2 separate regions of the Homo sapiens genome follow, and region 1 is linked to region 2. A link is a loop called in an ENCODE intact Hi-C map of the cell type or tissue named here. Cell type or tissue: endothelial cell of umbilical vein. All regions are shown on one strand. Links, peaks and the distances in the headings refer to the core of each region. The heading gives the core; the rest is flanking DNA.

Region 1 (2,818 bases), core at 154-2,653, 420 kb before region 2:
CAGATTCCTGCTGAGGCCACGTGGTTCACATGTCTGGACTTAAAGGATGCCTTCTTTTGTTTGAAGCTTGCTCCCCAAAGTCAGCCTATATTTGCCTGCCAGTGGGGGCAATTGCAATATGCCTGGACAAGGCTGCCGCAAGGGTTTAAGAATTCTCCTACCATTTTTGGTGCTGGGAAAATTGGCTAGCCATATGTAGAAAGCTGAAACTGGATCCCTTCCTTACACCTTATACAAAAATTAATTCAAGATGGATTAAAGACTTAAATCTTAGACCTAAAACCTTAAAAACCCTAGAAGAAAACCTAGGCAATACCATTCAGGACATAGGCATGGGCAAGGACTTCATGTCTAAAACACCAAAAGCAATGGCAACAAAAGCCAAAATTGACAAATGGGATCTAATTAAACTAAAGAGCTTCTGCACAGCAAAAGAAACTACCATCAGAGTGAACAGGCAACCTACAGAATGGGAGAAAACTTTTGCAATCTACTCATCTGACAAAGGGCTAATATCCAGAATCTACAATGAACTCAAACAAATTTACAAGAAAAAAACAAACAACCCCATCAAAAAGTGGGCGAAGGATATGAATAGACACTTCTCAAAAGAAGACATTTATGCAGCCAAAAGACACACGAAAAAATGCTCATCATCACTGGCCATCAGAGAAATGCAAATCAAAACCACAATGAGATACCGTCTCACACCAGTTAGAATGGCGATCATTAAAAAGTCAGGAAACAACAGGTGCTGGAGAGGATGTGGAGAAATAGGAACACTTTTACACTGTTGGTGGGACTGTAAACTAGTTCAACCATGTGGAAGACAGTGTGGCGATTCCTCAGGGATCTAGAACTAGAAATACCATTTGACCCAGCCATCCCATTACTGGATATATACTCAAAGGATTATAAAACATGCTGCTATAAAGACACACGCACACGTATGTTTATTGTGGCACTATTCACAATAGCAAAGACTTGGAACCAACCCAAATGTCCACCAATGATAGACTGGATTAAGAAAATGTGGCACATACACACCATGGAATACTATGCAGCCATAAAAAATTATGAGTTCATGTCCTTTGTAGGGACATGGATGAAACTGGAAACCATCATTCTCAGCAAACTATCACAAGGACAAAAAACCAAACACCACATGTTCTCACTTATAGGTGGGAATTGAGCAATGAGAACACATGGACGCAGGAAGGGGAACATCACACACTGTGGTCTGTTGTGGGGTGGGGGAGGGGGGAGGGATAGCCTAATGTTAAATGATGAGTTAATGAGTGCAGCGTACCAACATGGCTTATGTATACATATGTAACAAACCTTCACGTTGTGTACATGTACCCTAAAACTTAAAGTATAATTTAAAAAAAAAAAAATTCTACCATTTTTGAGGCGGCCTTGGCCACAGATCTTGAGGCTTTTGCACCACCTAGTGACAATTGTGTGCTATTACAATACATTGATGATTTGTTATTCACTGTCCCCATGAGGGAGGAATGCCTCCAAGGAATAGAGAGGCTTCTTCACCTGCTGTGTGAAGCTGGTTATAAAGTGTCCAAGGACAAGGCAAAAGTCTGTTTTTGAGAGGTTGGATATCTATGATTCATGGTATCCCAAGGCCAGCCCAGGCTTGGAAGTGCACACAAGGAGGCTGTATGTGCATTGCCCACCCCAGTTACAAGTGGCAGGTCAGGGAATTTCTAGGTGTGGCAGGATTCTGCCGAATCTGGATTCCAAACTTCTCCCTTATAGCAAGGCTCCTCCCTTATATGAGGCTATCAAAGGAAAGGAAAGAGAGCCCCTCCTATGGGAAAAGGAACAGGAAAAGGCCTTCAAGGATATAAAGGAAGCTCTCATCCAGGCCCCAGCACTTGGGTTGCCAGATGTAAAAAAAGCCCTTCTTTTTGTATGTGGATGAATGAAAGGGAATGGCAGTGGGAGTCTTAACTCAGTTGTTGGGCTGTTGGCATCAGCTGGTAGCTTACTGGACCTTCATGGCCTTAGGTTGGCCCAATGCCTCAGGGCATTGGTGGCTACCACAATCCTTATAGAAGATGCCAACAAGCTAGCCCTAGGTCAGAAGTTAATAGTTCGGGTGCCACACGCTGTAGTCACCTTAATGGAGCCAAGAGGACATCGTTGGCTGTCCAATTCTAGAATGCTAAAGTATCAAGGACTTCTGTGTGAAAATCCCCAGATAACACTAGAGACTATAAATACCTTGAACCCAGCTACCCTGCTGTCTGTGGAGAAACCCGATTGGAAGGGCAGTGGGTTGCCTCACTGCTGGCAGGACCTTCCCCACTGTTGCATAAATATGGTGGACGAAGTGTTCTCGAGCCGGGAAGATCTCAGAGATACCCCCTTGGAGAGGCCAGATGTTGAATACTTCACTGATGGTAGCAGTTTCATAACAGATGGGGTGCGATATGCAAGGTATGTAGTAGTGATCCAACACTCGGTAGTCGAGGCTCAAGCCTTACCTTCTGGGACTTCCACTCAGAAGGCTGAATTAAAAGCCTCAGAAGGAGGAGTACATGGAAAATTTAATTTAACCAACTGTTGCCAAGAAATTGATGATAATGGCTTAGCTGTCATGGAAATCACAGCTAGAATGAACAAGTTGGTCCATGTTCCAGTTCAGATTTGGTCCAGGTGGTCCCCAGATTCCTTGTTTGGAGGATGGTTCTTAGCTTTTGGAGGATTCAAAACCCTCTGGTGGGTTCTTGCTTATTCTTGGTATCTGCCTCATCCTCCTTTGCCCTTTAACCCAGTTTGTTAGGAGTATACAGTCAAC
Region 2 (2,818 bases), core at 96-2,595:
CAGCCTGGGCAACATGGCTAAACCGATCTCTATTAAAAAATACAAAAATTAGCCAGGCATGGTGGTACATGCCTATAATCCCAGCTACTCGGGAGGCTGAGGTATAAGAATCACTTGAACCCAGGAGGTGGAGGTTGCGGTGAGCCAAGATTGTGCCACTGCACTCCAGCCTTGGCAAGAGTGAGACTCTTGTCTCAAAAAAATAATAAATTAGAAATTATATAAAAATAAAAAAAATAAACAACAGATGACAAGAACTTGCTTGTCTAACATGGTGGGTATGTTTCAACCACGTATAATAAACTGTGCTTCCCAAAGTGTGTTTGGTGAAAAGACTAGGCCCAGTGAGGAGAGGCCATTTCGTTTTAACTGTACCACCATGAATACAAACAAGTGAACTAGAAAAGGTCGCCACACTACTGCAAAATGTGCTAAAAAAAAATTAACAGACCTCAGCATGATGAAAAAGGAGAAAAAGTGCATTCTCTTCCTAAAGAACTCTGCTTATTGTATACAGGTCAACTCAAGTAATTTAAGGGTAGCGTTTAGGATGTCAAATCATTGTTTACCTGAAGCATGGACTTGGGGTGAGGCAGATCTTCTCCTTGATAAATTTTAATATATGCCTTAAAATATAAACATAAAAACTGCTATAAAATGTTATTCAGTCATATCTTACTCATATTTAATTTTTAGAAAGTGACCATACAACTGCATTTTCCTAAAGACTTAGGTCAACAACCAGGAATTAGCAAAAACACACCACACACCTTTGAGTGCATGTTAGCATTTTTAGTTAACTAAAAATGTTCTCAAGCAGCACAAGCCTACAGAGGCTAGGATTCCCATCCAGCTCCCCATGCACGCTGGCCTCACCACTACCTGTGGGCAGAGTGACCATCCGCCTTGAGGTAGTCGTGTCACATCTAGGTGCCGTCTCCTCCTACTCACAGCAACTTCCTAACCACCTCCTGTCCACACCATCTTCCTTGAGGAACAATCTTCCTTTAGTCACAGCTAATTGCTCCTCTAAGAGAGTGCAAAGAACATCCATTTGGTTCTTAGACCGATACTGCCACCCAATGGCCCACTCCTGGAAGGACACCAAGGTCTCTGAAAATGCCTCTCACCATCTCCCCCAGAAAATTTTTAAGTTTCAAAATATTTAAATTCAAGTTGATTTACGAGTGAGATCAGCTTTACCAAAAATCAAACATTTTAATAACTAAAACCCATATTTACCTTAAAATACTCCAGTAGTCCCCGACAGGTGACCTTTGAGCCATTGATCTCCTTTTCCATTAACTTAGATGGGTTTAATACATACGGTATCAGTGCCTGTAACTGCTCTTTGAATTCACCAGCAATATCTGTTCACAGGACGACAAAGAAGGGAAAAATAAGCCAAACAGCCTTATTCAACCAAGGTGAACACACAATGCAGTCTTCCCAGTCTAGTGCTTTTAACATTGGTTGTTAAAAGTGAGAGAGAAGCCGGGCACGGTGGCTCACGCCTATAATCCTAGCACTTTGGGAGGCCGAGGCAGGTGGATTGCCTAAGGTCAGGAGTTCGAGACCAGCCTGACCAACATGGTGAAACCCCGTCTCTACTAAAAATAGAAAAACTAGCCAGGCGTGGTGGCAGGTGCCTGTAATCCTAGCTACTCAGGAGGCTGAGGCAGGAGAATCTCTTGAACCCAGGAGGAGGAGGTTGCAGTGAGCCAAGATTGCACCATTGCACTCCAGGCTGGGAAACAAGAGTGAAACTCCATCTCAAGAAAAAAAAAAAAAAAGTGGGAGAGAAGAAGGGGTCTGAGACTATGTTTTGACACTTTCTGGCTATGACCAAGTTGCTGACAGATCTCTGTCCCAATGTACCTTCATTTTTCTCCTTCCCCACTGTAGTAGAAAGTCTTCTCTAGTTCAAAATAGAATACTATATATGCAGAATATCTTTACCTTGGTTTTCATTCTGGGATATCTGGTCTACTCCCTAGCCTTTCAAGAAATTTCACTTTTTAAAGAATTTGATGGCCGTGCGTGGTGGCTCACGCCTGTAATCCCAGCACTTTGGGAGGTCAAGGCGGGTGGATCACGAGGTCAGGAGTTCCAGACCAGTCTGGCCAAGATGGTGAAACCCCGTCTCTACTAAACATACAAAAATTAGCCGGGGGTGGTGGCGGGCACCTGTAATCCCAGCTACTCGGGAGGCTGAAGCAGAGAATAGCTTGAACCCGGAAGGCAGAGGTTGCAGTGAGCCGAGATCGCACCACTGCACTCCAGCCTGGGCAACAGAGTGAGACTCCATCTCAGAAAAAAAAAAAAAGAATTTCATTAACAGGGTCTTCAACAAGTCAATTTTCAACCTCTCAAGTTGTCTCAGGCCTTTGCCATGCCCTCACACTACTACTCCTTTAAATCAATTAGAAATCACTGGTCATTGATTTATTCTTGTTAATTTTTTTAATGTTAAAAGAAGTAGAAGTACCTGTGCCTCATTATATTTATTTTCTATTATCTCCTCAGAGACCCTCGGAACCACCCCAAAATGAAAAGACCACTAACTCAAGAAAGGTGACAGATTCTCTGCAGCTTCTACAAGGTTCCCACAGAGGGATCAGTACAGCCATTAAATAGAGCTCTTTCCTCAAAGTAAGAATTATTAGCTGGTCCAACTATGAAGACACAGGAGAATTAAAATACAGAAAAGCTGATTTACATAATCTTCTAACATCTTCCTGGGTTCCCAGCTATACACTGAAAAAAAGCAGGTAGGAGCCCACATCAAATAAGAACTCTTTAATACTCCACCAACCAG

The links. Peaks named below come from ENCODE experiments on the same cell type or tissue, not always from the same donor. Only the 100,000 strongest peaks of a DNase experiment are listed, where the experiment ranks them.
Region 1: it touches region 2 in a loop (4-fold over the local background); 2 of 110 quality-filtered maps call a loop at or near these places.

What each region holds. Positions count from the first base shown.
Region 1 is chr11:63,211,421-63,214,238 of GRCh38, forward strand. The region is part of intron 7 of SLC22A25 (solute carrier family 22 member 25); the gene reads right to left. Among named protein-coding and RNA genes, the nearest start is that of SLC22A25, 31 kb to the right of the region's middle. In endothelial cell of umbilical vein, for the core only: a CTCF peak has its summit at 1,478 (motif pointing left); no DNase peak of the experiment used is centred there; H3K27me3 peaks cover 50 bases.
Region 2 is chr11:63,634,965-63,637,782 of GRCh38, forward strand. ATL3 (atlastin GTPase 3) reads right to left here. Exons shown (of 13, transcript NM_015459.5): 9 at 1,243-1,370; 10 at 570-626. It overlaps LNCROPM (lncRNA regulator of PLAAT3 mediated phospholipid metabolism), which reads left to right. Exons shown (of 4, transcript NR_199012.1): 2 at 2,527-2,771. Among named protein-coding and RNA genes, the nearest start is that of LNCROPM, 20 kb to the left of the region's middle. In endothelial cell of umbilical vein, for the core only: a CTCF peak has its summit at 1,099 (motif pointing left); a DNase peak (open chromatin) is centred at 1,067.